Regions from separate parts of the Homo sapiens genome. Here regions 1 and 2 are each linked to region 3. Evidence: chromatin loops called from intact Hi-C (ENCODE). Cell type or tissue: PC-9. All regions are shown on one strand. Links, peaks and the distances in the headings refer to the core of each region. The heading gives the core; the rest is flanking DNA. Region 1 overlaps CYB5R3 (cytochrome b5 reductase 3). Region 2 holds the start of TTLL1-AS1 (TTLL1 antisense RNA 1). Region 3 holds the start of LOC101927393 (a long non-coding RNA gene).

Region 1 (10,111 bases), core at 849-8,848, 250 kb before region 3:
TCCTGAGTAGCTGGGATTACAGGCCCGCCCCACCACGCCGGGCTCCTTCCCAGACCTCTTTTCCTCACCCATAGAACGGGACCATTAAGCCTTTCCTCCCTTCCAGGCGTGCCAGGAGGAACGCGCAAGAGGTGGGAGGAGGACAGGCTGGCCAGTGGGGTCAGCTGGGCAGTGTAGGGCAGATGCGGAGGACAATTTTATTTTTATTTTTGAGACGGTGTCTCGCTCTGTCGCCCAGGCTGGAGTGCAGTGGCACAATCTCAGCTCACCACAGCCTCCGCCTCCCGGGTTCAAGCGATTCTCCTGTCTCAGCCACCCGAGTAGCTGGGATTACAGGCGCACGCCACCACGCCCGGCTAATTTTTGTATTTTTAGTAGAGACGGGGGTTTCACAATGTTGGCCAGGCTGGTCTCGAACTCCTGACCTCAGGTGATCCACCTGCTTCGGCCTCCCAAAGTGCTGGGATTACAAGCATGAGACACAGCACCCGGCCTCCTTTCTTGTTCTTTTACAACTCATTTAGAGCTGTGTTGATTTTTAAAATTCTTCGTATAGGTAGGTGATACTGCCTGTGAATTCTGCAGCGTAAAGGGCCCGTTACAACTGTTATTTTAAAGGTGTTGGCCAGGCATGGTGGCTCACACCTGTGATCCCAGCACTTTGGGAGGCCGAGGAGGGTGGGTCACCTGAGGTCAGGAGTTTCAGACCAGTCTGACCAACATGGTGAAACCCCATCTCTACTAAAAATACAAACAAATTAGCCGGTGTGGTGGTGCACGCCTGTAATCCCCAGGTATTCCGGAGACTGAGGCAATAGAACCGCTTGAACCTGGGAGGCAGAGGCTGCAGGGAGCCAAGATCATGTCACTGCACTCCAGCCTGGGAGACAGAGCGAGACTCCGTCCCAAAAATAATAAATAAAGGTGTCGAGTCTGTATGGAGAATCGCTGCCTTAGAGCCCTCTCCCATTTTCTGAATGGGGAAACAGACCTGGAGAGGGTGGGAATCGGGTCCAATTGATCCCCTTTTCCCACGTCCCCTTTCCCAGGAGGCAGCCTCTTGTGGGCTCAGGCAGGCCTGTGTTCAAATCCTGTGCCTTTCAGCCTCAGACAGGGACAGAAATGAGGATGAAACCTAACGCGTGTCCATTGCTAGCAGTCCCCCGCCACAGTGTGAAGGCCATTTTGGGTCTGAGATTCCTTTTCCTGCCACTGTAGGTAGTGAGGTGGCCAGAGACAGAATGGAAAATGCGAAGTGAGAGGAGACAGGGCTCTCCTAGTCCCCTAGGTTGGTCTTGGGCCCTCCTTCCTGTGAACCTGCCCCGTCCCCTCTTCTTCCCCACTCCCCTCCAGCCACACTGGCCTCACTGTGCTCCTAGGGCCACCCAGCAAGTCTCCGGAGCACCAGCCTAGCCCCGCCTCCCTCTCCAGCCTCATCGTTGCTGCCCCTTCCAGCCACCTATCTTCTTCGATCTGTTTCTGAAAGTTTATTCCACAAGCTGGTTCCAACGGCAGGGCCTTTGCGTCTGCTGTTTCCACCATTTGAACACCCACCCACCCCAGCATGGCCAGCTCTCTCTTCCCGTCCCAGCCCAAATCCATCTCCTTGGGGCCTTCCTGCTGCCCCGTTTTAAGAACAGCCCCACACCCACCTTGCCTCATCACCTCTGTAATTTACCACCATGCAGATGGCATCCTCTGACTTTCCTGAGCCTCGAGGCTCATCTGACCCTGACAGGAGGCAGCAGCCTCGCGGTGCATTGGGGTGACTGGGGTTGCGTGGTTTCAGCTGGTTTGCCTCTGGGGGTTGGGAATTTTTCTTCCTGTGTATACTTCTCTGCACTTTCCAAATTTTCTACCACAAAGATACATCAGAAATAAATGCTGGAGCCGGGCGCAGTGGCTCACGCCTGTAATCCCAGCACTTTGGGAGGCCGAGGCGGGCGGATCACGAGGTCAGGAGATCGAGACCATCCCGGCTAAAACGGTGAAACCCCGTCTCTACTAAAAATACAAAAAATTAGCCGGGCGTAGTGGCGGGCGCCTGTAGTCCCAGCTACTTGGGAGGCTGAGGCAGGAGAATGGCGTGAACCCGGGAGGCGGAGCTTGCAGTGAGCCGAGATCCCGCCACTGCACTCCAGCCTGGGCGACAGAGCGAGACTCCGTCTCAAAAAAAAAAAAAAAAAAATACAAAAACTAGCTGGGTGTGGTGGTGGGCACTTTTAGTCCCAGCTACTCGGGAGGCTGAGGCAGGAGAATCGCTTGAACCCGAGAGGTGGAGGTTGTAGTGAGCTGAGATCATGCCACTCCAGCCTGGGTGACAAAGGGAGACTCCGTCTCAAAAAAAAAAAAAAAAGAAAAAAAAAATGCTAGGTCTTCCCCAGCCCTTTCCTGACCCCACCCCTTGTGTTGCAGGTCACAGACCCTCGAGGAGCTAGAGAAGGGTTAATATTAGCAAAGTTTTACTTTTTTTTTTTCTGCTCATAAATGACTCTGAAAAAGCCAATACGCAAGAGGCTAACACAACTGTAGTCTAAAGGCAACGTCGAGGTCACTGATATGTCCCTCAGACAAGAGGCACTGCTCAGAATCCCCCTGTGCTGGGGGTGAGGGAAGGAGGGGACGGTTTAGGACAGAGGAATAAATACATGTGGTTGTGGGAGTTCTGCCATCAGGGATGGTGGCCCCAGCCCAGGACCCCAAAACCCTGAGGCGGTGCAGTGGGCTGCCAACCCCCCAGCTCGGGGTTCCCCAAGGCTGCCTCAGTGTTTGGATGGGCTGGAAGGAAATGCTGAGGTTCTGGGAGGGCCCCATGGCCAGCCCCCTCTTCCCACTCTAGCCAGAGGAGAGCCAAGCTCCCGGCTGGCCAGGGCCCTGGGGTAGGGAGCAGTGCCCCCAAGAGGGCTTTCTGGTGTCAATGTCTCATGCAGCGTCAGGTGGTGAGGCCTGGGCCTGGCCCTGAGGCGGGAGTGGGGGTGACAGGCGAGGCTGGGGTGGGCCCTGGCACCTGCAGCTTTGGGCTGCCCATGTGTGTCTGCTGACATCCCGACTATGGTCCACGGCCGGGAATGGTGGGCAGACGGGGCTGCTGGCAGCCCTCAGCCTTATAGTGTGTGTGGGGGGTGGACGAGGGGTCATGAGGACAGGGATGGGGCTGGGCGTCTCTGGTAAGGACCAGTAAGTGCCAGGCAGGACGTACTCTGAAGGCTCAGCCGTGGCCCATCTGGGACACAGCCCTGCTCCCGAAGGGGCTCCAGGGGAACTGCTCAGCCAGGTGATTCACCAGGGCACGGGCAGGCCAGGCTGAACCCGGGGCCCCAGTGTGCGATGTGGGGAGGTGACTGGGTGAGCGTGAACAGGGCGTGGGGTGCGCGGGGCGGGTGGCCGTGTGACCGTGCCCGGCCCTCAGAAGACGAAGCAGCGCTCCGTGGGGTGGCCCACGTGGTCCAGGTTGGGAAGGCAGGCGTACTGGATCATGGGTGGGGGGCCACACATCAGCACCAGCGGCTCCTCCTCTGGGGGTGGAAGGTGGTCCCGGATCATCTCCTCATTCACGAAGCCCTGGCCGTAGTCCCAGGCTGTGGGGTGAGAGACCAGGTAAGCTGACGTGTGGCTGTGTGGTCACCAACCTGCTGACCGACCAACCCTAGGCGGTGAATTCCTTAAATGCTGAAGAATGGAGAGGCTGATCCCAGCAAACTGTCACCAGGACCCCCTGCCCCCAACCCTGACTCAAGCCTATGGCCTCAGGCCCTGCAGCCTGAAACCAGTGTACAAAGCCCATCATGGTTCCCCTGACTGCACTTTACAGTTTGCAAAGCCTTTTGCTTCCATTTGGCCTCCGGGGTGTCCCTTGGAACAACCCAGTGGGTGGACAGGGCGGGGAATATGAATCCCATTTTACAGATGTGGCAACTGAGGCCCAGAGGACCCAGAGTTGAGTTGCTCAAGATCACACAATGAGGCAGGGACACGACTGAGATGTACCTTCCAGGATCCAGAGGTCCCCAGGCTGGTGCTCTGCCCCAGGCTGCTCAGGGTGACAGTCTCTAACTGCCCCCACCTCCATGAGCCCACTGTGACTCCCCAAGAATGTCGGCCCATGAGGAACTGAGTCTCATCCACAGCTGTGTGTCCTGCCCCCTCGAGCCCTGAGCGCCCACGATGATATGGCTGGTCTCTATCCTTAGTAACCAGAAACAACCACCCCACAGCCCTCAACACCAAGAGAAAAGCTGCTGAAGCCTCAGGCCAGGAGGGCTGGCACTGGCTGACACAGACACCCTGCCTAGATGGCCCAAGTTTACAGCATACACTCCACGCTGTGAAGGTCCTGACGGGGAGGGGCCAAAGCAGTCCCGCTTGCCCTGGAACCAGGAAGAGTCTACTGTGCTGAGCAAGGGGGTCCTCTTTATCTCATGGACTCCATGAGCTAAGTCACTGACCACATTTCCCTTTTCACCTTGGCTGCTGGGAAGCCTGGAGTGATACGTGTGGCCCATTCACAGCAAGCGTACATTATAGTCCGTTTTTGTACAAATCCCAGTACTGATTCCATTCATTTTATAGCCCTGCACTTGTTTTTCTTTCACTCCCACTTTCCATTTGTGCCACTCTGACTCACCAGATGAGTCTTTGTAAGCCTCCTAAAATCCCTCTGGAACAAGGCGAGGCACAGAAAATAGTTTTATAGCTGGGCAATGGATCTGAAGTGGATCTGAAAGTACCTTGTAAAAACTGCATGGGCATAAACTGCTAGTGTACAAAATGTGCAGGTATGTAAGACACCTTTCAATTTCACAGCGATTTCTTTTTAGTGTGTGTGTGTGTGTGTGTGTGTGTGTGTGTGTGTTTTTAAGAGACAGGAATTGGCTATGTTGCCCCAGCTGGCAGGCAGTGGCTATTCACAGGTGTGATCATAATGCCCTCCAGCCTGGAGCTCCTGGGCTCATGTGATCCTCTTGCCTTAGCTTTGAATAGCTGGGACTACAGGTGCATGCCACCGTGCATGGCTTAATGTATTTTTCCCTGTACCTGTCCTGAAAGTGGCTCTGTGGGGGAAATACTCACTGCCCCTGCCTGGAGTCCTTGGGGCTCTCCTCATCCTTCGCTTAGCTACGGTACAGCCAGACTGGCCTGTTACCACTTTCTTTCTCAACCTCTGGAATTTCAGCTTACATTTAATGCTACAGCAGTACCTCAACTAATCTTGAATTGTGGGTCACAGTGGCAACAAATGTACACGAAAAATGCTAGGAGATCACCCAACTATTCCTCTCATTGGCAGGTAACTGTCCCGTGGTGGTGGTGCAGGTGCTGCTGCCTGTTGCCACCAGGGGTCAGCACTGGCCCCTCCCTGGGGGACCAGGCCTCGCTCTGGCCACAGGGCAGGGGCTCCTGCACGCACCAGGGATCTGGATCACTCATCTGGAATTGGGATGGGGCTAAACCCTGCCTCGCAGCAAGCTGGCCCCGCCCATGCCATTAGAAACTGCAGTCAGAAAGGAGCAAAGCAGCCTATCACTTCCTCCCTTTAGACTGACACATGGGTACAGGATAAAACGCTCTTTTCTTTGAGACGGAGTCTCGCTCTATCGCCAGGCTGGAGTGCAGTGGCACCATCTCGGCTCATTGCAACCTCTGCCTCCCGGGTTCAAGCCATTCTCCTGCCTCAGCCTCCGAGTAGCTGGGACTACAGGCACGCGACACACGCCCAGCTAATTTTTGTATTTTTAGTAGAGACAGAGTTTCACCATGTTGGCCAGGATGGTCTCGATCTCTTGACCTCATGATCTGCCTGCCTCGGCCTCCCAAAGTGCTGGGATTACAGACGTGAGCCACCGCGCCCGGCCTGCTCCTTTCGTTAGTAGAAGAGAAACAGCAGCTAGACTCCCAGAGCCAGTGCCCTGGCTGACCTCCGCTCCAGCCGCTGCCTGGCTCTGCTTGGCCCCCCACATCACAGGAACCCCGCCACCATAACCGCGCTATAATTTACTAAGAAACCTGCTCCCATTAGTCCTCTGCCTCCCCCACTGGAAGGTCAGCTGCGGGGTCAGGTTGGCTTCCTGAGCATACCAGGTGGAGCAGCCGACCTGGAGGGGGTGGGCTGACCCAGGACAGCAGGTCCAGCCAGAGGCCGGACACGGTGACAACCCACACATCCACCACCCCCTCCAGGCCTGGGTCTCTCAGCCTGGAGGCCTGGAACCCAAGCTGGTCATCTGAGAAGGGCGGCTGCTCCCTCAGGGATGGGCCCAGGTGACCCAGCTCCTAGGTGCTAGCCAGGTGGTGCAAGTCCCAGAGCCCATGTGCTCCTTTCTGGGAGGAGCAGAGGGTGGTGTGGACAGAGCTCCCTCATCAGTAGAGGGCATGCACCCCCTGACATGGATCATCAGCAGAGGGTGTGCGCCCCCCACCATGGATTAGTCCTGAGGAAACTGTGGGGCCGTAGGAGGTGCCGGAGGCAAAGCAGGGGCAGATGGCAGGACATGAGACCCCAAACTGGTGCTCACACGGGTATTCAAAAATGGTGCTTCCAACACTTAGAAATTTCCCAGAAAATGCAGGTCCCCAGCTTCTCTTGAAAAGCAGAGGCCCTGGCCACACAGGGCTATACTCCACAGCGGGATTGCCCACGGCGGATGGGGCTGTGTCCTCCGGACCAGGCAGATGCGCTCCAATTTACCGCAGTTGCCGCCACTCCCTAGTCTCTCAGCCCTGAAGCTAAACATCACCAGAATGTTTCCTGGGGAAGGCTGAGCTCTGCTTTTCTTACAGCAAAGAAGAAATTGAGATATTACTTATACCTACATCTCTATCTGAAGCCGAAAAGGGAAGGGCGCTTTAACTCCCAGAGGCAACCTCACTGCAAGTGGTGGAGGTGGGGCGGCCCTCACTCGCTGCCTCCAGCTTGGCTCTCCCACAACTCCCTTGGCAAGCAGCTCAGCCACTGGACAGGTGGAACAAGGGTAACCCCAACGTCGGCCCAGCCCACTCCCCAGGGCTGACAATGGGAGAGAAGATGGCCTTGGTGTAACTCGGCAGCACCTGAGAGTATGCACGCTGGGATGTGGAAGCAGCAGCCGCCACCGCTGCCCCGAGACTTGCCCCGAAGTGAGCCCCGCCCAGGGAGGGGACGCTGGCCTTCTCTGCCCAGCTGGGCAGTGCAGTGCGCCCGGGAAAGGACTCTGCCTCTGGAGGCGAGGACCTGGGTTTCAGGCCGGGCTGTGGTGGTTTCCGGCTGTGTGGCTTCAGTGAGCCCTTGTTCCTCATCTGTGAGACGGGGCCACACCACCTGCCTCCCACAGGGCCATAGTGAGTGCCAGATGTCGTCCAAAGGCTCAACGCCACAAACAGCTGGGCAAAGGTGAACTGTGGGCTGGCACCTCCCACCCACCCAGTGAGGGGCCTCCCTCACTCACCTTCAGGGGCTCTGTCCAGCGTGTACCAGAGCTTGAAGCGTGCAGAATGTTTGTTCCTGAGTTCCTCCAGCTCAGGTCGCAGCAGGATGTCCTTCTCGGTCTGCAGGGGACAGGGCCAGGCAGTCAGGAAGGATGGGTGGCAGACTGCCCCTGGAGACACTCAACAGAGACGCGCCTCGTCATCGCGCCCGCCTGCGGGCCACACGCTTGCGGAGCTTTCAGGAGGGGACTCGGCCAGAGATCACCCTGGCACCCCTCTCTCCTTGTCTAGCCTAAGGAGCCCCTCAAAGCTGCTGCTGAAGGGGCGAAGGCGTTCGCTAGAAACTCAGTGTGTCAACTGCTTCTGCTGTTGTGAGGAAATGGGCTCGATGTCCCGAGAGTGGGAAAAATGGAAAAAACTAAAGGCGGCCAAGCTGCGCGACAGCAAAAAGGGAAGAGACGGGAAATGTGCCAAGATACTCCAGGGGGTCAGCCCGGGAGCGGGTGTAACACATACAATAAGCAATGGCCCCGTGAGAAGGCTCAGGATTTGCACCCTCAGCCCTCCGGCAAGTCTTTTTGCGTTCTGGGATCTCATTCAGGTTGTACCTCCAGAAACCAGGAAGTACAGACACCACTCCCCACCCAACCTGGCCCCCTCGGGCCTTGCCCACACCCATCCTCCTGGCTGGCCTGCGGCTCCCCCACCCCCACCCGGCTGTCACAGAGCCCTACAGAACTCAGTCCAGCGTCATCCCTTCCAGGAAAGCTTCCTGGACCCTCCAGGGGCTATCAGGGATCTCCCCCTGAATCCCCCACCCGACTCCCCGCCCCCCACCCCCGTTCCACCTCTGATCACATCACAGGCTGCTGCCCAGCGTTTGCAGGTCACACAGGGACAGAAGGGGCTCCTTAGGTCAGTGTGCAGTGTCCCTGACCTCAGGGAACTCAAAGAAACCAGGGGCCAAAGAGCGCTGCCACCCAGAAAGGGCTGCCCACTAACAAATCGCTACTGAGCTCCCAGGCTGGGCAAGGGCGGGGTGGACTCTCCCCAGGAGGCAGCCACAGACGTGACTCCTCTGTTCCCAGGGCTGGGGAACTGCACCCACCCTCCGCGTAGCCCAAGGGTGCCTGAATACGGGAATCACCAGCTCCTTGGTGCTCCCCTCCAGCAGATGAGCTGTGTGAGGGGCATAAGCCTCAACACATCCCAGGGAACACGGGGTGTTGAACAGTTTTTCCAGTTTCTGAGGGTGGGAGGCTGAGGGCCCTTTCTGCCCTAATGGGGTGAGGACAGGGACAGGGACAGGCTTTGGGCTAGATGAACTCAAGGAAAAAAATACAGAAAATATGGAAGAAAAAGTACCTGAAACCCTTCAGAAATAATGACTGTTAGGATTTTTGTGTGCATCTTTTCACTTTTCTTTTTCTATTAACTATGTGTAACTTTCTTTTTAGGCCAGGCATGGTGGCTCATGCCTGTAATCTCAGCACTTTGGGAGGCTGAGGTGGGTGGATCACTTGAGCTCATGAGTTCGAGACCAGCCTGGCCAACATGGTGAAACCCCGTCTCTACTAAAAATATAAAGAATTAGCTGGATGTGGTGGCGGGCACCTGTAATCGCAGCTACTCAGGTAGCTGAGGCAGGACAATCGCTTGAACCCGGGAGGCGGAGGTTGCAGTGAGCCGAGATTCACGCCATTGCACTCCAGCCTGGGCAATAAGAGTGAAATTCCGTCTCAATTTTTTTAAAAAAAGTTATGTCTTCCTCTCTGAGCTAAAGTGTGTCTCATGCTTTAATCCTCACCACCATCCTTTGAGGTGGCCACCGCCGCGACCCACCTGACAGATGAACAGAGGGATGGAACCTTGGGGGGCTGCTACTCGAGGGTAGGGGGCTCCCAGCTCAAAACCAGGCACTGAGGTCACGGAGGAAGGTAGGAGAGGAAACGAGCAGCAATGACCCGACTGGCACGGTTCTCGGAGTGTAGCATGGGGACCCCTGGGGTTGGGACCCTGGAGAGGATCCCTGAGGCCAAATGGTTTTCATATAATACTGAGACACTGGTATTTTTCACTCTTCCTCTCTCAGTAGATGGGGCCACTTTCCAGAGGCTGCGTGACTGGCAACATCACACAGATGGGATGTAGAAACAAACACAGGAATCTAGCTGTCCTATGAAGCCAGACATTCCAAGGTTTGCAAAAACGTAAAACAGAATGATGTTTTCTAAAATAGTTTTTTAAAAATAAAAATAGGCTGGGTACTGTGGCTCACGCCTGTAATCCCAACACTTTGGGAGGCTGAGGCGGGTGGATCACCTGAGGTCAGGAGTTCGAGACCAGCCTGGCCAACATGGTAAAACCCCATCTCTACTAAAAATATAAAAATTAGCCGGGCATGGTGGCACACATCCTGTAATCCCAGCTACTCGGGAGGCTGAGGCAGGAGAATCACTTGAACCCGGGAGGCGGAGGTTGCAGTGAGCCAGGATTGTGCCATTGCACTCCAGCCTGAGGGACAAGAGCGAGACTTTGTATCAAAATAAATAAATAAATAAAACCCTGGTTTGCATCCTGGTTTCAGCACTTCCCACGAGACATGCACAGTCAAGCCCCTCCCGGAGCCTGTGTTCGGAGGTATGAGATGAGGCGACCACACTGCCCTCGCTACCAGCTGCAAAGATGGCCTGTACAGGTGACAGACGGT
Region 2 (10,111 bases), core at 686-8,685, 170 kb after region 3:
GGCCTGTCCTCGCCCTGGCTTCTCCATGCCGTTCAGTTCCCAGGCTGGTGCTGTCTTTCCTCCCTGCCCCTGAAGTGGCTCTTTCCCCATCCCAGAAGTCCCAGAGCAAAATCTGGGTCTCCCCTGAAAGCTGGGTCAGTGCAGCACATACCTTCAGCTGAGGGCACTCAGAGGCAGAAAGGACATCTTTTCCATGTGTCCCTTCTATGCACCCCTGGGGGAATCTGCCCTCTGCTTGAACTTGCCCTTGACAGGAGACTCATTACCTCACAAGATGGACCACTCTATACCCAGGCAACGCTAATGGAGACATCCCCTGGCCCCTAACACTCGGCTAAGCATGGTGGCTCATGCCTGTAATCTCAGCACGTTGGGAGGTTGAGGTGGGAGGATTCGCTTGAGTCCAGGAGTTCGAGATTAGCCCTTTTTTTTTTTTTTTTTTTTGAGACGGAGTTTCGCTCTTGTTGCCCAGGCTGGAATTCAATGGTGTGATCCTGGCTCACCACAACCTCTGCCTCCTGGGTTCAAGCGAGTCTCCTGCCTCAGCCTCCCGAGTAGCTGGGATACAGGCATGCAGCACCACGCCTGACTAGTTTTGTATTTTTAGTAGAGACGGGGTTTCTCCATCTTGGTCAGGCTCTTCTTGTACTCCTAACCTCAGGTGATCCACCTGCCTCGGCCCCCCAAAATGTTGGGATTATAGGCATGAGCCACCGCGCCCGGCCGAGATTAGCCTTTTTTTTTTTTTTTTTGAGATGGAGTCTTGCTCTGTCGCCCAGGCTGGAGTGCAGTGGCGCGATCTTGGCTTACTGCAAGCTCCGACTCCCGGGTTCACGCCATTCTCCTGCCTCAGCACCCCCAGCAGCTGGAACTACAGGCACACACCTCCACGCCCGGCTAATTTTTTCGTATTTTTAGTAGAGACGGGGTTTCATCATGTTAGCCAGGATGGTCTCTATCTCCTGACCTCGTGATCCGCCCACCTCGGCCTCCCAAAGTGCTAGGATTACAGGCGTCAGCCACCGTGCCCAGCAAGAGATTAGCCCATTTTTAACCCTTCCTATTGCCCTGACACCTCAACATGCCCACACACAGGCTGAGAGCACCCCACCCTGGCAGCCAGGCAGCCCCGTGGAATAAGCCTGGTCCCTGCTCCAGGTTCCCTTCCAGCCTTCCCCTGAGGGTCACCCAGTCACTTTGAAACACACCAGTGAGATCTGCTCACGTCTCTGGCTAGTGCCCCCCGCCCTGACCCCCCAGGAAAGGCACTTGCCTGTGGGTCCTCAGGCCCTCAAGCTCTCTTGGCCCCGAACCTGCTAGGTGGGCCTGCTCCCTGTGGGCTCCTCCCATCCAGCCCCCTACATGGGGGCTGGCCTTCCTCTCTGGGGCCCGTGAGTGTAATTGAGCCCTTCACCTACACCTGTCTGAGTGTGATTTCTGCGGCTGTGCTGGAAAGACCCCAAAAGGCCAAAGGGGCTTCCCTGTCTCCAGCACTCCCTCCCTCTGTGGAAACAGCGCCCCTCACCCATTCCTTCTGTGCTCTGCTCCTCACCTCGGCCCCCAGAAACACATGCACATCACGAATTGCCCCTCATCACCTAACAGTCCCTGAACTCCTTTGTGTTACACCTAAATCATCCCTCTTAAGACTAAATGTCTTTGATTTCCCAATCATCCCTCGCCCGCCTGCTGCTCTCCCTCCATTTTTGCTGCTCTGACATTGTCCATAAATGCTTCGACAAATGACCAGCGTTGCCTGGGAGTGGAGGACAGATCTCGGCCCTTGCCCTCCAGTTCCTCCTTATCTCAGCCTGGGGGTGGATAGCAAAGACCCAGGCAATAAGAGCGACACAGCAGGAGGACAAGGACCATCCCAAATGAGTAGACGGCCTGGTTCCCACAGTCGTTCGGCCATCACGTATCAGTGCTGCACGCATGTGTCAGGCTGGGGCCAGGCAGAGGCACGCGGAGCTGGAGGCTGTGCCGGGGAGAAAGCACAGAGGCACATGCCTGACCCGGATCATCTCAGGGATATGAGTGCTTTGGAGAAAACGGAAGAAGGTGGTAATAAAGTGGGGCTAGAGGGATCACCAGGAGAGCCTCTCTGGGACCGGGCATGGTGGCTCACGCCTGTAATCCCAGCACTTTGGGAGGCTGAGGGCAGGTGGAGCACCTGAGGTCAGGAGTTCGAGACCAGCCTGACCAACATGGTAAAACCCCGTTTCTACTAGAAATACTAAAATTAGTCAGGCATGGTGGTGAGTGCCTGTAATCCCAGCTACTCAGGAGGCTGAAACAGGAGAATTGCTTGAACCCGGCAGGCAGAGGTTGCAGTGAGCCAAGATCATGTCACTGCACTCCAGCCTGGGTGACAGAATGAGACTCAGTCTCAAAAAAAAAAAAAAGGAGAGCCTCTCTGGGAAGGTGGCAGACAGGATAGGCTGCTCCAAGTGATGAAAAGAGCCAGGCCTGCAGAGATGGGGGAGGAGAATTCTAGTAGAGGGGCCTGCCATGCAAAGGCCCTGAGGCAGGGAGGGGCATGACGCTTGAAGATTGCTGTGTCTCCAGCAAAACCAGCAAGGGCAGAAGGGAGGGGGTGGAGGGGGAGGCCAGAGAGGCGAGGAACTTGATTTTATTTATGTTCCAGGGGAGGCTTTTGGAGGGCATTAGGGCTCTGATAGAATCTGATTTATGCTTTAAAATGCAAGAGAGGCTGGGCGTGGTGACTCATGCCTGTAATCCCAGCACTTCAGGAGGCTGAGATGGGAGGATCCCTGGAGCCCAGGAGTTCCAGACCACCCTATGCAACATAACAAGACCCCCATCTCTAATATTTTTTAAAATAATAATAAAATGTAAGAGAAAGGAGAGACCATTGGAGACTAGAGTCACCAGGAAAGGCTTTATAGAAGAGGCAATGATGCCTTCTACCACAGAATTAGAGAGGAGTCATGATTTCCTATGAGCAGTACAAAAATCACCCCTTTAAAAATGCGGCTGGGCATAGTGGCCCCTGCCTGTAATCCTTTGGGGGGCCAAGGTGGGCGGATCATGTGAGCCCAGGAGTTTTTCTTTTTTTTTTTTTTTTTTGAGATGGAGTCTCGCTCTGTCACCCAGGCTGGAGTGCAGTGGCGTGATCTCAGCTCACTGCAAGCTCTGCCTCCCGGGTTCACACCATTCTCCTGCCTCAGCCTCCCAAGTAGCTGGGACTACAGGCGCCTGCCACCATACCCGGCTAATTTTTTGTATTTTTAGTAGAGACGGGGTTTCACCGTGTTAGCCAGGATGGTCTTGATTTCATGATCCATCTGCCTCGGCCTCCCAAAGTGCTGGGATTACAGGCGTGAGCCACCGCACCCAGCCGTGCCCAGGAGTTTGAAACCAGCCTGGGCAACATGGCAAAACCCCATCTCTACAAAAAATACAAAAAATTAGCTGGGCATGGTGGCACATGCCTGTAGTTCTAGCTGCTCAGGAGGCTGAAGTGGGAGGATCGCCTGAGCCTGGGAGGTTGAGGCTGTAGGGAGCTGTGATTGTGCCACTGCACTCCAGCCTAGGTGATGGAGTAAGACCCTGTCTCAAGAAAAAAATAAATAAATAAATCAAAACAGTTTCTCCCAGGAAGGCATACGAATGGCCAATAAGCACATGAAAAGATACTCAACATCATCAGCTGTCAGAAAAAATGCAAATCAAAACCATAATGAGATACTACTTCAGGGGAGCAGTGGTTCACGTTTGTAATCCCAGCACTTTGGGAGGCCAAGGCAGGCCAATTGCTTGAGGCCAAGAGTTCAAGACCAGCCTGGGTAACATGGTGAGACCCTGTCGCTACAAAAAAATAAAAAATTAGCAGCCAGGCACGGTGGCTCATGCCTGTAATCCCAGCACCCTGGGAGGCCGAGGCAGGTGGAGCACAAGGTCAGGAGTTTGAGACCAGCCTGGCCAACATAGTGAAACCCTGTCACTACTAAAAATACAAAAGTTAGCCGCACGTGGTGGCATGTGCCTGTAATCTCAACTACTTAGGAGGCTGAGGTGGGAGAATCGACTGAACCCAGAAGGCAGAAGTTGCAGTGAGCCGAGACCACACCACTGCACTCCAGCCTGGGTGACAGAATGAGACTCTGTTTCAAAAAACAAAATAAAATAAAATAAATAAAAATCAGCAGGGTGTGGTAGCATGCACCTGTAATCCCAGCTGCTTGGGAGGCTGAGGTGGGAGGATCACCCCAGGAGGTCAAGGCTGCAGTGAGCTGTGATCATACCACTGCGCTCCAGCCTGGATGACAGAGCCAGACCCTGTCTCAAAAAAAAAAGAGCTATCAGGCTGGACGTGGTGGCTCACGCCTGTAATCCCAGCACTTTGGGAGGCCAAGGTGGGTGGACCACCAGGTCAGGAGTTCAAGACCAGCCTGGCCAAGATGGTGAAACCCCATCTCTACTAAAAATACAAAAATTAGCTGGGCATGGTGGCGGGCGCCTGTAATCCCAGCTGAGACAGGAGAATCACTGGAACCTGGGAGGTGGAGGTTGCAGTGAACCAAGATTACGCCATTGCACTCCAGCCTGGGCAACAGAGCAAGACTCCGTCCCAAAAAAACAAAAAGTTCTGATTTCATTTTAACCAGTACAAGATGCAGGAAGGGAAGCTGCCTGGTGACGTTCTTGCTATTCAGCCATGGCCTCGAGGCAGCATTATTCATAACCATGAGTAGCGTGGCCTTTCTGAACAGCTTCTGAAAAGCACGTTTGTTACTGCAGCTTTGCAGTTTACCTCCTTCTACATTCAGGGCTCAAACCCCGTTTAACACACGCCCCCTACTGGGCCACTGAGAACTGCTCGTCTCTGCAGATCCCCTTCCACCCGGTGTGCAGGCTCCCTGTGCACAACTCCCCTCCTCCCGTCCCTAGGGCACCGCCTGAGTTCACATTGTGGCCTGCACTGCCAGATCTCCCTCTAGCCTCTCACCAGCTCCGTCATCCTTAGAGAGGCACATCTCTAAGAACACTGATGCCATCACTCAAAAACATTTGGCTGGAAGCCGGGCACGGTAGCTCATGCCTGTAATCCCAGCACTTTGGGAGATGGAGGCTGGCGGATCACTTGAGGTCTGGAGTTCAAGACCAGCCTGGCCAACATAGTGAAACCCCATCTCTACTAAAAATACAAAACTAGGCCAGGCACGGTGGCTGATGCCTGTAATCCCGGCACTTTGGGAGGCTGAGGCAGGCGGATCACAAGGTCAGGAGATCAAGACTATCCTGGCTAACACGTCAGGATGTAGACATGTTTAGTAGAGAAACCCCGTCTCTACTAAAAATACAAAAAATTAGCCGGGCGTGGTGGCGGGCGCCTGTAGTCCCAGCTACTCGGGAGGCTGAGGCAGGAGAATGGCATGAACCTGGGAGGCGGAGCTTGCAGTGAGCTGAGCTCACGCCACTGCACTCCAGCCTGGGTGTCAGAGTGAGACTCCGTCTCAAAACAAAACAAAACAAAACTAGCCGGGCATGGTGGCGCATGCCTGTAATCCCAGCTACTTCTTGGGAGGTTGAGGCATGAGAATGACTTGAACCCAGGAGGCAAAGGTTGCTGTGAGCCGAGATTGTGCCACTAGCCTGGGCAACAGAGTGAGACTCTGTCTAAAAAAAAAAAAAAAAAAAAAAAAAAAGGAAAGAAAGGGGGGAGGGGAGGGGGGAGGGGAGGGGTGGGAAGGGGAGGGGAGATTAGGTGAGTTAAACTGGAATTGTGGGGGAATGTTGGCCAAGTGGCAGGCAGGGTGGGCCTGGGCCTGAGGGAACGCCATGGGCCCCTAGACTTGTTCCTGCTGACAGAGCGCCAGCGGCCGGGCAGGAGCATAAGCAAGGTGGGTTTGCATCTGTCACTGGAGGAGCGCTCCGAATGCTTCTCAGGACAAAAGCAGGAGGCCGCCATTGTTCACAGGATGTGAGATCTAATATGGTTCAGGCTGGGGCAAATCAGTGAAGATCAAAATCCCTCGTCTTCCACAATGAGAGACTGGAATCAAAAGTGGATGTGCTCCCACCTGCTCACAAAGGGTCCTCACGTGCCCCAGGGCCCTCCACTGGGGCACAGTTCACATTAGGGGACACACAAACAGCCTGAGGGTGCCCAGTCGCTGAGCAGCCCCAGTCGCTGTGCCGTTACCAGCAGGCAGGGCCCTGCAGGAGACCTTGGCCTCCCCAGACCACAGGGGCTGCAGGGCTGCTGCGGGGAGAGGGCCAGGCGGCCGCAGCACAGCTGGGAATGGCTCCAGAGGGGAGGGTGGAGAGTGCGCTGGCCCCTGGGGGCACTCAGAGAGGAGCTGCGTGTGTTTGGCACTGGTGGACATGGTGTGTGGCAGTGTGAGCCAACAGGCCAATGGGTGGCAAGCATAGGAGGCTTTATGGAGCACCCTGAAGAACCACTGTGTGGAGGGGAAATGGCCCCCTGTGAGGAAAGTCCTAGCAGCTGGTGGAGCGCAACCAGATGCGGGTCCAGACTGATGGGGTCTCCATGGCAGCCCAGGTGGGAGGCGGAGGAGGAGAAGGGAGACAGTGAGAAGGTTGTCACCAGGCCCTCACTAATACCCGGGGAGCAGCCCGTGTGCAAAGGAGGTGAAGGATGGTGGTTTTCTTTTGTTTGAGATGGAGTCTTGCTCAGTTGTCCAGGCTGGAGTGCAATGGTGCGATCTCGGCTCACTGCAACCTCCGCCTCCTGGGTTCAAGTGATTCTTCCGCCTCAGCCTCCCAAGTAGGTGGGATTACAGGCATGAACCACCAAGCCCAGCTAATGTTTGTATTTTTAGTAGAGACGGGGTTTCACCTTGTTGGCCAGGCTGGTCTCAAACTCCTGACCTCAGGTGATCCACCCACCTCAGCCTCCCAAAGTGCTGGGACTACAGGCGTGAGCTACTGTGCCCAGTCGAGGATGGGTTTATATTGGGAAAACCAAGCCTATCAAACTTGGTGAAAACGACCACAGGATGCAACCCTCTGGCCTGGGACCCACCCCATCAAGTGTGTGGGGGCTGACAAGAAAACAGCAACGGCTCCCGGACAGCTCCCAGCAGGGCTCACTGCTTAGCCCCAGCCTAGCGCTGAATGGGGCTGTTCCTGGCCCGACAGCCTCCCGAGGCCTGCTGCCAACACCGCACCCTTCCCACCCGTGTCCTGGAAGTGCTCAGAGGAAACATCTGCCCAGAACATGACATCACTAAATCATTAATGAGACAGTCACTATATGACATAAATCCACTTAGCAGAGCCTCACTCTCACCTAGCAACTGGGTCACCAGCAAACTAACCACTTGGTGTGACTCTTCCATTAGGACTGCGTGGCCCCGGAGCCTCAGAGGCCAACGTTCCCAACCAGGGACTCCACCCTTCTCCCAGAGGGAGGCAAAAACAACACAATGTAACTGAGAACCGGGTTGTAAAAACCGGTGGAAGAGCTGGGAACAGTTAACGGGGTGTCTTTCACTTCTGCGTGTAGGAGCCGAGGTGGAGCCGCCAGCTGTGCAGAGGACACCCCCTCCTGGGAGGTAAGAGGGCTCGCCAGAGCCAGCAAGGCGTGCGGGCAGGGTCCCTGTGCGGTGGTACTGGTTGTTTCTGAGGCAAACAGAACTCCCCCCCTTTTTTTTTTTGAGACGGAGTTTCGCTCTTATTGCCCAGGCTTGAGTGTAATGGCGCCATCTCGGCTCTCCGCAACCTCCGCCTCCTGGGTTCAAGCGATTCTCCTGCCTCAGCCTCCAGGCTAATTTTTGTATTTTTAGTAGAGATGAGGTTTCACCATGTTGGCCAAGCTGGTCTCGAACTCCTGACCTCAGATGATCCACCCTCCTCGGCCTCCCAAAGTGCTGGGATTACAGGCATGAGCCACTGCGCCCGGCCACAGAACTCCCCATTTTATACAGTGGGAAACAAAGGTGCAACGACCCCAGGGACAGGCTTGGGAAACAGCTAATAAACAGCAGAGCCAGGCCACAAGGCCAAGTCTGACTCGGGGATCTCCATCCCACACCCGCCATCAACAGCAAACACATTAAAACTAAACCCCACGGCTGGGCGCAGTGGCTCACACCTGTATTCCCAGCACTCTGGAAGGCTGAGGCAGGCGGATCACCTAAGGCTGGGAGTTTGAGACCAGCCTAGCCAACATGGTGAAGCCCCATCTCTACTAAAAATACAAAAATTAGCCGGGCATGGTGGTGTACACCTGTAATCCCAGCTACTTGGGAAGCTGAGGCACGAGAATCACTTCAACCCGGGAGGCAGAGATTGCAGTGAGCTGAGGTTGCGCCACTGCACTCCAGCCTGCTGGGCGACAGAGCGAGACTCTGTCTCAAAAACAAAACAAAACAAAACAAAACTTAAACACCAGGGAACACACACAACACACATACCAATAAGATCACGAAGAAGGAATGGCTGAAAAGCCCACCAATTGTAGTTTATTTGGAGTCCAGCCAAGTACCATTTGTGTTGAAAAGACCTATTTTTCCCTAATTGGCAGTGAAACATCATTAAATATATGTACTCATATACACACACACAATATGGCATGTACACTTGACACACGTCCATGCATGGGCACTGAGAGAGCCTGGGCAAGTCAGTTAAGACCCTTATCTGAAGGACATACCCTTGGTGCCATTTGGGAGAACAAACTCCTGTTACTAGCATTGCAACAAAAACAGGTGGCAAGCTTTAAAGATAAACTCAAGACAGCGAGTGAAACTTCAGCAAATACGTGTTAATACGACCATGAGTAAAAGGCCCTTCCTGGCCGGGCGCAGTGGCTCACGCCTGTAATTTCAGCACTTTGGGAGGCGGAGGCGGGAGGATCACCTGAGGTCAGGAGTTCGAGACCAGCCTGGCCAACATGGTGAAACCCCGTCTCCACTAAAAATACAAAAATTAGTTGGGCGTGGTGGCAGGCGCCTGTAAGCCCACCTCTTTGGGAGGCTGAGCCATGAGAATCGCCTGAACCCAGGAGGTGGAGGTTGCAGTGAGCCTAGATTGTGCCATTGCACTCCAGCCTGGGTGTCAAGAGTGAAACTCCACCTCAAAAAAAAAAAAAAAAAAAAAGACCCTTCCTAAGAACAGCACTGTAACTCATGAGTTATTACTCAAATGCATCTGTCCATCTACCCACCAACTCAGGTCCTCTCCATACACTCCTGTAAGTCACCGGGCTACCGGGAGACTGCATGGGAACAACCACGCTCGCGCAGCCTGTCCCGCAGCCATCGCTCCTCCCACAGCTCCTGGCTGCCCACGGCGCTTCCCTGTAGCAAACCCAGCTGCTGACGTCATAAAAGGCACACAGCCGGACCTGTCTGTGCTCATCTAGTTCCATTTACAACAGACTCATCCACAAAACCGAAGTGGTAGAAACAGGTCTTTTTGAAGCCAGGCGTGGTGGCTCATGCCTGTAATCCCAACACTTTGGGAAGCTTAGGCAGGAGTATCGCTTGAGCCCAGGAGTTCGAGAACAGCCTGGCCAACATGGTGAAACTCTGTCTCTACAAAAAAAACTTTAAAAAGTAGCTGGGGGTGGTGGTGTGTGCCTGTGTGGTCCCAGTTACTCGGGAGGCTGAGGTGAGCGGATCACTTGAGCCCAGGAAGTTGAGCCACAATGGCACCACGGCACTCCAGCCTGGGTGACAGGGCGAGATCCTGTCTGAAAAGAAAAAAAAAAAGAAAAGAGAAGAAAAGAAAAGAAAACAGGTCTTCCTGGGAGCACCTAGACAAAGGCCTTTGTAAAGATAAATTACCGAGGAATATTTCTAGTTGCCTGTTTTCTTCAAAATCACAGTCAAGTAAGCTGGGCGTGGTGGCTCACCTCTGTAATCCCAGCATTTTGGGAGGCCGAGGTGGGCAGATCACCTGAGGTCAGGAGTTTGAGACCAGCCTGCCCAACATGGTCAAAACCCCATCTCTACTAAAAATACAAAAATTAGCCAGGTGTGGTGGCACACGCCTGTAATCCCAGCTACTTGGGAGCCTGAGGTGGGAGAAATACTACCCAGGAGGCAGAGGTTGCAGTGAGCCAAGATTGTGCCAGTGCACTCCAGCCTGGGCGACAGAGCAAAACTCTGTCTCGGGA
Region 3 (10,111 bases), core at 1,118-9,117:
ATAAATAAAAAAAAAGAAGGCCAGGCATAGTGGCTTGCACCTGGAATCCCAGCACTTTGGGAGACCAAAGTGGGCAAATCACTTGAAGCCAGGAGTTTGAGACCAGCCTGGCCATCATGGGAGAACCCCGTCTCTACTAAAAATACAAAAATTAGCCGGGGGTGGTGGCGTGTGGCTGTAATTTCAGCTACTCACGTAGCTGAGGCATGAGAATCGCATGAACCCGGGAGGCAGAGGTTGCAGTGAGGAGAGATTGCACCACTGCACTCCACCCTGGGTGACAGAGGGAGACCCTGTCTCAAAAAAAAAAAAAAAAAAAGCCGGGCGTGGTGGCTCACGCCTGTAATCCCAGCACTTTGGGAGGCCGAGGCGGGCGGATCACGAGGTCAGGAGATCGAGACCATCCTGGCTAACACGGTGAAACCCCGTCTGTACTAAAAATTCAAAAAATTAGCTGGGTGTGGTGGCGGGCGCCTGTAGTCCCAGCTACTCGGGAGGCTGAGGCAGGAGAATGGCATGAACCCGGGAGGCGGAGCTTGCAGTGAGCCAAGATCACGCCACTGCACTCCAGCCTGGGCAACAGAGCGAGACTCCGTTTCAAAAAAAAAAAAAAAAAAAAAAGAAGAAGAAGAAAGAAGAAGGAAGAAGAAGAAACAAAATACTGACATATGAAACCACACAGATGAATGTCAGATGAGTCATGGGAAGTGAAAAAAGACAAGGCTACATATTGCACGGTTCCATTCTTATGGCATTCTGGAAAAGGTAGAAACAGAAAACATCTAAGTGGTTTCTAGGGACTGGGGGTGTAAGGAGGGGTTGACAACAAAAATCCACGTGTTGGGGAGGTGACGGAAGAGTTCTATATCTTGATTGTGGTGATGGTTATGTGATACGGTTTGGCTGTGTCCCACTCAAATCTCATCTTGAATTGTAGTTCCCATAATCCTCATGTGTCAGGAAAGGAACCTGGTGGGAGGTAACTGAATCATGGGGGCAGTTACCCCCATGCTGTTCTCATGATAGTGAGTAAATTCTCATGAGTTCTTATGGTTTTATAAGGGGTTTTCCCCCCTTTGCTCAGCATGTCTCTTTCCTGCTGCCATGTGAAGAAGGATGTGTTTGCTGCCCCTTCTGCTATGATTATAAGTTTCCTGAGGCTTCCCCAGCCATGCAGATGTGTGAGTCAATTAAACCTTTTTCCTTTATAAATTACCCAGTCTTGAGCAAGTTCTTTGTGGCAGCATGAGAATGGACTAGTACATTACATAACTGTATACATTCATCAAAACTTCAAGAACTGTACACTAAAAGGAGTGTTTTTGGCCTGGCGCAGTGGCTCACGCTTGTAATCCCAGCATTTTGGGAGGCTGAGGTGGGTGGATCATGAGGTCAGGAGTTCGAGACCAGTCTGACCAACATGGTGAAACCCCCCTCTACTAAAAATACAAAAATTAGCTGGGCATGGTGGTGGGTGCCTGTAGTCCCAGCTACTCAAGAGGCTGAGGCAGGAGAATCGCTTGAACCCAGGAGGCAGAGGTTGCAGTGAGCCAAGATGGCATCACTGTACTCCAGCCTGGGCAACAGAGGGAGACTCCATCTCAACAACAACAAAAAAAGTATATACATAAATTATACCTTAAGAACTGAGAAAAATGGGAAACAAAGCAAATGCTCAGCAACATGGGACTTACAGCATGAGTATCATTCGGCCACTAAACAGTACACTTCACGCATGAACAACTTGAGCTTGAACTACATGGGTCCACTTACATGTGGATTTTTTTCTTTTTTTTTTCTGAGATGGAGTCTTGCTCTGTCACCCAGGCTGGAGTGTGGTAGCACGATCTCAGCTCACTGCAACCTCTACCTCCCAGGTTCAAGCAATTCTCCTGCCTCAGCCTCCCAAGTAGCTGGGATTACAGGTGTGTGCCACCATGCCTGGCTAATTTTTGTATTTTTAGTAGAGACGGGGTTTCACCATGTTGGCTAGGCTGGTCTCCAACTCCTGACCTCATCCTCCCACCTCGGCCTCCCAAAGTGCTGGGATTACAGGTATGACCCACCATGCCCAGCCAGATTTTTTTCAATAAAAGTTACACTTGAGTGTGCCAGCCTTTCCTGTTGCTCCTTCCACCTCCTCTACTTCTTTCACTTCTTTTTTTGAGACAGGGTCTTGCTCTGTTTCCCAGGCGGGAGTGCAGTGGTGCAATCATGGCTCACGGCAGCCTTGACCTCTCAGGCTATAGTGATCCTCCCACCTCAGCCTCCTGAGTAGCTGGAACTACAGGTGTGTGCTACCATGCCTGGCTAATTTTTTTTTTATTTTTGGTAGAGACAGGGTGTCCCTGTGTTACCCAAGCTGGATTAGAACTCCTGGGCTCAAGTGATCCTCCCACCTCGGCCTCCCAAAGTGCTGGCATTACACGTATGAGCCACTATGTCTGGTGTTTATTTTTAATTGAAGTATATTTAGGGACATGAGAAAATGCTCATGATCAAATGGCAGGAGAACGAAACTATATTTACAGTACGATCCCAATTTTGTAAGACACATACACACATTGATGATGATGATGACGACAAGAAAACAGCACATGTGGCTGGGCGTGGTGGCTCACACCTGTAATCCCAGCTACTCGGGAGGCTGAGGCAGGAGAATTGTTGAACCTGAGAGGTGGGGGGCACAGGGAGCCGAGATTGTGCCATTGCACTCCAGCCTTGGGCAACGAGAGTGAAATTCCACCTCAAGAAAAGAAAAGAAAAAAAGAAAATGGCACATGTGCATATATGTTAGGAAAAATACCAGAAAAAAATACACCCCAATGTTAGCAATGTAACCTCTGGAAGTCAGGATCACAGATAACTAATGTTTTTCTGAATACCTTTACTAAATTTCCAAATTTTCATCTGAGCCTTTGTTCCTTTTACAATCAGGAAAAAATAATTAAGATTCCTATTGGAAAATACCATAAAGTGGCAGGGCCACCTGGCTGTCTTTGCCCAGAAGCGGCCAGTGACTGTATGTAGTTCACATGCCCTGAGGCGGCTGCCTTGGTGATCCGAATGCTGTTGAGCTCAGGGTCTTTTAGGTCCTCGTACCCTAACCCTAACCCTAACCCTAACCCTAAGGCGCTCTGGGTTTCTGCAACCTTCGGGAGGTCTAGCACCTAGTATTCCTCTGGCGTCTGAGTTTTGGTCCACTGGCCGTTGGTGCTGGTATCCTTTCCCCTAAGAGTGACATCACTTATTTAGTTCATTTCTTTCTTCCTTCCTTCCTTTCCTAGCCCTTTCCACAAAGGATTTGTAGATGCCTAGAACAATATAATCTGGGTTTCATAGGATAGTCCCAGATTTGTTGCGTTTTCTTTTTTCTTTTTGGTTTAGTGCCACATACCCAGGCTAGAGGGAGGATGAGCACTGTGGTTCCTCCGACCCTGTGCCTGGTGGTGGTCATGCCTGGCCAGAAATGAGCCTCGTACCTCAACTGCAGGCGAGGCCAGATTTAGCTCAGTTTGGGCACATCCTCCCAGGTGTGGTGGAGCCACCTCCATCCTGACCCTGGTTCTTTTCACTGGCTGGCACCTGGAGCTGACTCCGTCCTGGCCTGAGGGCCCCTCTGCTTGCTGCCACCACAGGGGCCACAGAGATGCAGCCCATTTATTCGGAAAACCGAGGCCCAGAGAGTGGCCTTTGTCTTCCACAGGTGTCTGTGGAAGGGCTGGGGAGGGGCGCAGACCTTCCCTGCCTCAGAGGAGGCTTCAGGAAGGGTGGACAAGGGAGGGGAGCAGAGCGGACAGCCACCACTCTGGGGAGACCTTGGACTGTGAAAAGGGGTGGGGGAAGGAAAGCTTACAGGGCACCCACAGGCTGGGGTGCCCACCTGGCAGGGTCTTTGGCTTCTGAGCACCCCTTAAGTTATCCTCACTTCATCACCCCTGTTTTTTTGTTGTCATTGTTTTGAGACAGAGTTTTGCTCTTATTTCCCAGACTGGAGTGCAGTGGTGCAATCTTGACTTACTGTAACCCCCGCCTCCCGGGTTCACACGATTCTCCTGCCTCAGCCTCCCAAGTAGCTGTGATTACAGGTGCCCACCACCATGCCCGGCTAATTTTTTGTATTTTTAGTAGAAACAGGGTTTTACCATGTTGGCCAGGCTGGTCTCGAACTCCTGATCTCAGGTGATCCACCCGCCTCAGCCTCCCAAACTGCTGGGATTACAGGCATGAGCCACTGTGCCCGCCAGTCATCCCTACTTTTCAGCAAATGAAGCTCAGGCATTTTCCGTTTGTCTGTGGTCCAGCCTCCTGCCCAGGTGGGGACTCAGGGACACTTCCTACAGGAAGTTGGGGAACGGCTCAAGGACTGAGCAGTGCTCTGATCTCTGAGGCCTTGGAGCCTGGGTTGGGAGGCCTGAGACTTCTGAAACCCAGCACACACATTCTCAGAAGACAACTCTGGCCCTTTGTCTCTGGCTGTCCCATCATGGTGTCAGAATAACACAGGTCCTTCTCTGAGCCTACCAGAGTTTCCCAAGGGCAAGATTGGCTTCTCTTCATGTTTGTCCTGGCACCGCTGAGTCTCACACACAGTATGTGCTCAATAGATGCATGGTGAATGAATGACTGCACAATGGATACATAAGGAGAGCCAGCTGATCCCTCACCAGGTTGGGCCACTCAGGGGTCAGGCCTTGCTCAGCTTCCCAAACCACATGGTCTGTGCCCACGGCGAAGTCACTGCTTCCTCTCACTTGTCCTGTTTCCCCATGAACTATGAGGGGGTTGGTCAGGTGGTCCACACAAGTCCTTCCCAACCTCCCCCATCCCTATCCCGATGGCTTGTGAGCGGGTTCCCTCCAGGCCTATCCAGTGCCTGAGGCCTTGACACAGCCCAGGCTGCCCAGTCGGGCCTTCACTACATGCTTCTGAGTGGACCAGGATCTGGCATCAGAGCCCAGAGCAGAGGTCAGCCCTGTTCTCCATCTGCAGGGACCTCCGAAGGCCCAGTTTTAGCTCAGGCTGCAGCAAAGCCAGATCCCTACTCCGGTCACTTGGCAGCACTTGCTCACCCTCCCGACATTTCTGGGTTGTGGGAAGGATGGAGAGAGATGATGAAATACCCCTGTCCTGAGCTCCAGGTAGCTTTGGCCCAGGAGAGGGCTCTGGGGCTAACACTCCCCCTAGTGTCAACTCAGGGGCCTTGGGGACCCGAAGAGGTGTGGACAGTTGGTGGCAGCACTGATCCAGGGTGGTGGCTGTGGGAGGAGCGAAGGGCAGCCATGGACAGCAGAGAACCCTGGGCCCCTGCCTATGGTGTCACTCATAATCGTGACAATGACCAGCTCCTGAGTGCCTGTGGCGTTTTTCTTTTTTTTTTTTTTTTTGAGATGGAGTCTTGCTCTGTCACCCAGGCTGGAGTGCAGTGGCGCGATCTCGGCTCACTGCAAGCTCCACCTCCCGGGTTCATGCCATTCTCCTGCCTCAGCCTCCTGAGTAGCTGGGACTACAGGTGCCAGGCACCACGCCCAGCTAATTTTTTGTATTTTTAGTAGAGACGGGGTTTCATCGTGTTAGCCAGGATTGTCTCGATCTCCTGACCTCGTGATCCACCCGCCTCGGCCTCCCAAAGTGCTGGGATTACAGGTGTGAGCGACCGTGCCCGGCCTTTTTCTTTTTTTGAGACTGTCTCGAGAGCTCTGTCGTCCAGGCTGGAGTGCAGTGGTGCAATCATGGCTCACTGCAGCCTCAAATTCCTGGGCTCAAGCAATCCTCCTGCCTCAGTCTCCCAAGTAGTTGGGACTAGATGCATGCACCACCACACTCGACCAATTTTTAAACTTTTTGTAGAGACAAGGTCTCACTATGTTGCCCAGGCCACCTTTTCTTCTTGCTCTAACTCTCCAACTGGAAAAGTATCACTTCTACTTGGGGAAACTGAGGCCTAGAGACAAGCTGAAGTTTCCAAGCTGGCCCCTGAGGGCAGGGCAGGAGAGGGAAGATGGGCAGTTAGAGGCCCTGCCAGATCTCTCACGGGGGGGGCCGTGTGATCCAGCCTCAGAGTGGAGGTTGCTTCATCCAGCTCAGCGGGGACCGTGGTCTTGCCATGGTGTTTGGGCAGTGACTGAGGCCACTGGCACCAGGAGCCTGCTTCTGACCCCCCACCTTCCCTCCCAACCCCGTTCTGCCTGTTTCTCTGCAGCCTGGGGCTGTGGGCCGAGCCGGGTGTCCGCCCTGCGCTGTAGGGCTCCAACTCCTCAGAAGCTGGGAGCAGGGGACCCGCCACCCCTCAGACAAGGAGGCTGCGTGACAAGGATCTGTCCCATACCCTTGCTGAGCTGGGACAAAGCCACACTGCAGGGGCAGCTGCCTGCCTTGCTCCTCCCAGGTGCTCTGTGAGGCCCCATGCCCAGCTGGCGTGCTTTTCTGGGCAGCCTTCCCAGGGCTCGGTGAGCGTGGCCACAGCCGCCCTCACGTCTTGCTTCTCTCCTGTCTTCAAGCCAGTCCAAGCCTCCTCCCTCCTCAGTTTCTCCAGCGAGGGAGGGGGTGGTTCCTCAGGGATTTCGCTCAGTGCTTTGGGCTGGCTGAGACTCCTCAAGAAACCCTGGCTGGCTCTTGGAGCCTCTGTTTCCTCCTCGGTAGAATGGAAATGGGGAGACTTGCCCATACCCTGTGGAGATGTTTGGAGACGCAGATAATGTAAGTAAAAAGTGGAGAGCACACAGTAGGTGCTCAGGAAAATGTGCTCATAGGAGAGTTATGGGTGATGTCAGTCTTGTCCTGCTGTTTGGGCTGGGGCAATAGAGAGGCGCCAGCCGATGCCCGCACCATGTGGAAGCCCAGGTCAAACAGCAGCAGGTCTCGGGGAGAAGGGAACCCCAAGGGGCTCAGGTGCCTCAAATCCCCAACCTCCAGTTTGGCAGGGGCAGTGGGCCGTGGCCTTTTGGGCAGGGGTCCTGTGCCCTGGATCTTGCCCAGCTCCAAAGCTAGTAAGCCCCAGGGAGGCCACCCCCGCCAAGTGAAGTGGGCATGAAGACAGATGATGGCGAAGGGACTTCCATATGCACGAGATCAACTGTTTATTGATTTTTTTCCTCAAATACTACACATGTAAAGGAACTGTTAAACTGAAAAAGACTTGACAATTTTTGGTAAATCCGTAGCACAGAAATGAGGATTTCTGCTGGTAAGTTCTCAGGACAGACACAGACACAGGTCCACTTTCCAAGCAAGACATCTGCTCACTGGAAACGGAGTGAATGCATAGCTGGTGACGGCGGCGGGCACTGCTGAGTCACGTGAAACACAGGTTCCCCCACGTTCCCCCCACCCCCGCCGGCCCGCGTGGCCCCCGCGTAACTCTGGCTGCAGCACCTGCTCCCGGGCGACTCCGGGCAGCCCGAGACACTCGTGCTGCGGGTAAGACCCAGCTTCTGTTTGTGCACAAGTAACACGACGACTGAAATCTGCAACTACTGCAAAGACGCGGGCACTTTTACAGTGTTCTGCTACGGAGCCAGGACAAAGGCCGGTCAGAAGCCGGACCAGCAGTCAGCTGGTGACGACGAGCCTCCCTCCAGCAGGCACCACGTCAGAGAGGCCCCAGGCCCACTGAGCCCGGGAGGAGACCCAGCCGGCCAGCCAGACGTGTGCCTGAATGCCACAGACTTCAAGCAGTTTACAAACGAAACTCACTGTTAAAAGCTGTTAAATCTCATTAAAACAGTAGACGAGTGCTTTAGATTCTCTGAATATCAAATAATATATACAGATAGACACTGAGACATGACAGTCTAATCTAAAGCATCTTTACAGATGCATTTGCTTGAAAAGTTAGTCTTCTTTTTAACTCTGAATCAGTGATAAAATTGTTAATTTGCAAAAGAGTACAGTTTTAAGCAAGAATAGAGTGAAAATAATTTTTAAATATGGCGATTTGGGGGAGTTCTACCTAAGGTTCTATGTAAAGCTTCCATTCAGATGCCCAAAAGCACAAAGAGCATTCCCAATAGAAACCCGACCATAACCCGGTCCCACCTTCCTGGCATAATTCCTTTCCTCAAACATCTGCCACCTGAGGCTAAGCCTACACACGGCGTGGCTGAGTAACAGGGTAAGGGAATAGGGAGATCGTTTCCTCAAGACTGGTGCGCATCAATCTGTGCCATAATTTAAGTAGAAATGAACAGGTGTATAAAAAAGTATAACTGTACACAGCCTTTAAATTAAAAACCTCAAAATCTTCACTCAAAATGGGATGTAAGCTTGTTCATTTAAGTTGCAGGTGATGGACTCGTCAGAGAGAGTAATCAGTGGAACAAGATCAGTGTAACCCACCATTGACTCGGAAAGGAGAGACAAAGTCAAGAACATAGAGATCTATGATAGGCCAACAGGCACAGTGGGCGGGGAGGGGCGGCTATTTCTGTTGTTCTGCGTCTTCCTGCGCTCAGATCCCTCCAGCTGCACTCGGAAAGGTGCCGAGTCCCAGGCGAAATGACCAGCTCATCTGCCTTCCAGGAACACCATGAAGCCAAGAGCAATGGAACCATCATCTCTTGCAGGAAAAGGAGTGGATGCCCACGTGGCTGGCTGAGGCTCCTGGGCCCGCCGCCTCCGTCCCCCCGCTGGCCTGTCCCCGACTCATCACTGGATCGCCTCCACATAATTTGCCGGGTATAGGCCAACTTGCCCGTTGTCCAAGCGTCCCTTGCACCAGCCCTGCTCATCCTCGTCCTCCATCTTGGTCAGCTCATCCCCTGCAAGACAAAGAGGGAGCCGTCTCCATGAGAGGTATGACACCGACGGTGGGCTACAGAGCCGCATTCACGAGCTTTGAGCCCACAGAGGGTGGAGGGCCAGGCATTCTGTGGCGGGCAGGCCGAGGGCCTGGTCATTTCTCTACTAAATGCATGCATTTTAAGTTGCCTCTTTGGTCATGGGCCTCTGACAGACCTAGAGATGACAGTCTCACACAGTAATTTGGAACAAGCTGCTCTCAGCTGCCACAGTGGCTCCCACTGAGACTGCGGCATCCAGCTCCATAGGGCTGTGCCTTCCTCACCACCCTGGCCAGGTGGCAGGAATCGTCCCTCGGTTGTGCCCCTCCCTCACGTTGGGCCTCTTCTGTCCCCTCCCCAGGGCCCCGGCCGCCTTGCTCCCAGCAGCTGTCTCTGGGGTCTCTCTGCCTTTGCTAATCCCTCTCCTCTGCAACTTCCAGGCTGCGAGGGGAAGGGACCATGTCTGACAGTCATACCTGTCATTTTATCCCCAGCACCTGGCTGATGACTTGTGCACGGTGCCATGTGTCAACCCTTCCTGAGACCCTGAGAAGGAGCCCCTGGCGCTGTTCTGGAATCTCCCTGTGGCTCTAATGTATTAACGTGGTTCCATTTATCTTTGGTTGTTCCAACCTGAAGGACCTCCTACTTCTGGCCAGGCCTTGGGTAGAAGAGGAGATACAGAGATGAGAGGAACTGATGGATCCTGGTCTCAAGGAGGCAGACTAGGGTGGTGAGGGGGAGGTGGCACTAGGGTAGGGCCCCAGGTCTGGCATTTGCCAGGTTAGGGAAGCAGAGCAGCTCAGAGCCCAGGGGTGGGCAGGGGCCTGTGTGCTTCTGGTTGGTAACTCACTGCAGGGAAGGCCAGTTGGGCCTGCTGGCTCGGACCTCGTCAGGAGCAAGCAATTGGTGGGAAAGAAATAGTCCCAGTGCTGTTTTGCCTTTATTGCTAAGTTTGAAGTTTTGTAACTCTCTTTGGCATTTTTTGGTCCATTTTTCAGAATTAGATGCAGTTTTCCCCCTGGTTTAGCATTTCCCTGATGCTTTGGATTTTGTATGGCAGCAATGCTGGTCAACATGCCTGCGGAGCTAATACCTGGGGCTTCCAGTGCTCCCCGGACTGCCTGGGCTCAAATCCCACAGCCATCACTCACTGGCTGGGAGACCTGGACCAACTGCGTCCACTCCCTGGGCCTGTGGCCCTCATCTGTGGACTGGGGGTACTGTGAAGATTAAGTGTTAAGACACTAAAGAACCCTGGGAGGGTGGGACATGCGTAAGCACTGGCTCAGCCTCCCACTGTCGTGCCGCTTCTGCCAGACCAGTGCGCC

What was found. A loop is a pair of places that touch in the nucleus more often than their neighbours do. Peaks named below come from ENCODE experiments on the same cell type or tissue, not always from the same donor. Only the 100,000 strongest peaks of a DNase experiment are listed, where the experiment ranks them.
Region 1: it touches region 3 in a loop (13-fold over the local background); 10 of 110 quality-filtered maps call a loop at or near these places.
Region 2: it touches region 3 in a loop (21-fold over the local background); 58 of 110 quality-filtered maps call a loop at or near these places.

Annotation. Positions count from the first base shown.
Region 1 is chr22:42,616,368-42,626,478 of GRCh38, forward strand. CYB5R3 (cytochrome b5 reductase 3) reads right to left here. Exons shown (of 9, transcript NM_000398.7): 8 at 7,422-7,521; 9 at 1,473-3,578. The coding sequence ends at 3,406. Among named protein-coding and RNA genes, the nearest start is that of RNU12, 6.2 kb to the left of the region's middle. RefSeq lists enhancers at 5,319-5,408, 7,226-7,780. In PC-9, for the core only: CTCF peaks have their summits at 5,337 (motif pointing right) and 5,541; no DNase peak of the experiment used is centred there; H3K27ac peaks cover 718 bases.
Region 2 is chr22:43,029,226-43,039,336 of GRCh38, forward strand. It overlaps TTLL1-AS1 (TTLL1 antisense RNA 1), which reads left to right and starts at 9,360. Exons shown (of 3, transcript NR_125362.1): 1 at 9,360-10,111. RefSeq lists an enhancer at 4,822-5,323. In PC-9, for the core only: CTCF peaks have their summits at 4,891 and 5,092; a DNase peak (open chromatin) is centred at 4,786.
Region 3 is chr22:42,862,711-42,872,821 of GRCh38, forward strand. PACSIN2 (protein kinase C and casein kinase substrate in neurons 2) reads right to left here. Exons shown (of 11, transcript NM_001184970.3): 11 at 7,063-8,759. The coding sequence ends at 8,647. It overlaps LOC101927393 (a long non-coding RNA gene), which reads left to right and starts at 8,704. Exons shown (of 3, transcript XR_001755575.2): 1 at 8,704-8,793; 2 at 9,275-9,375; 3 at 9,782-10,111. In PC-9, for the core only: a CTCF peak has its summit at 5,178 (motif pointing right); a DNase peak (open chromatin) is centred at 5,251; H3K27ac peaks cover 3,060 bases.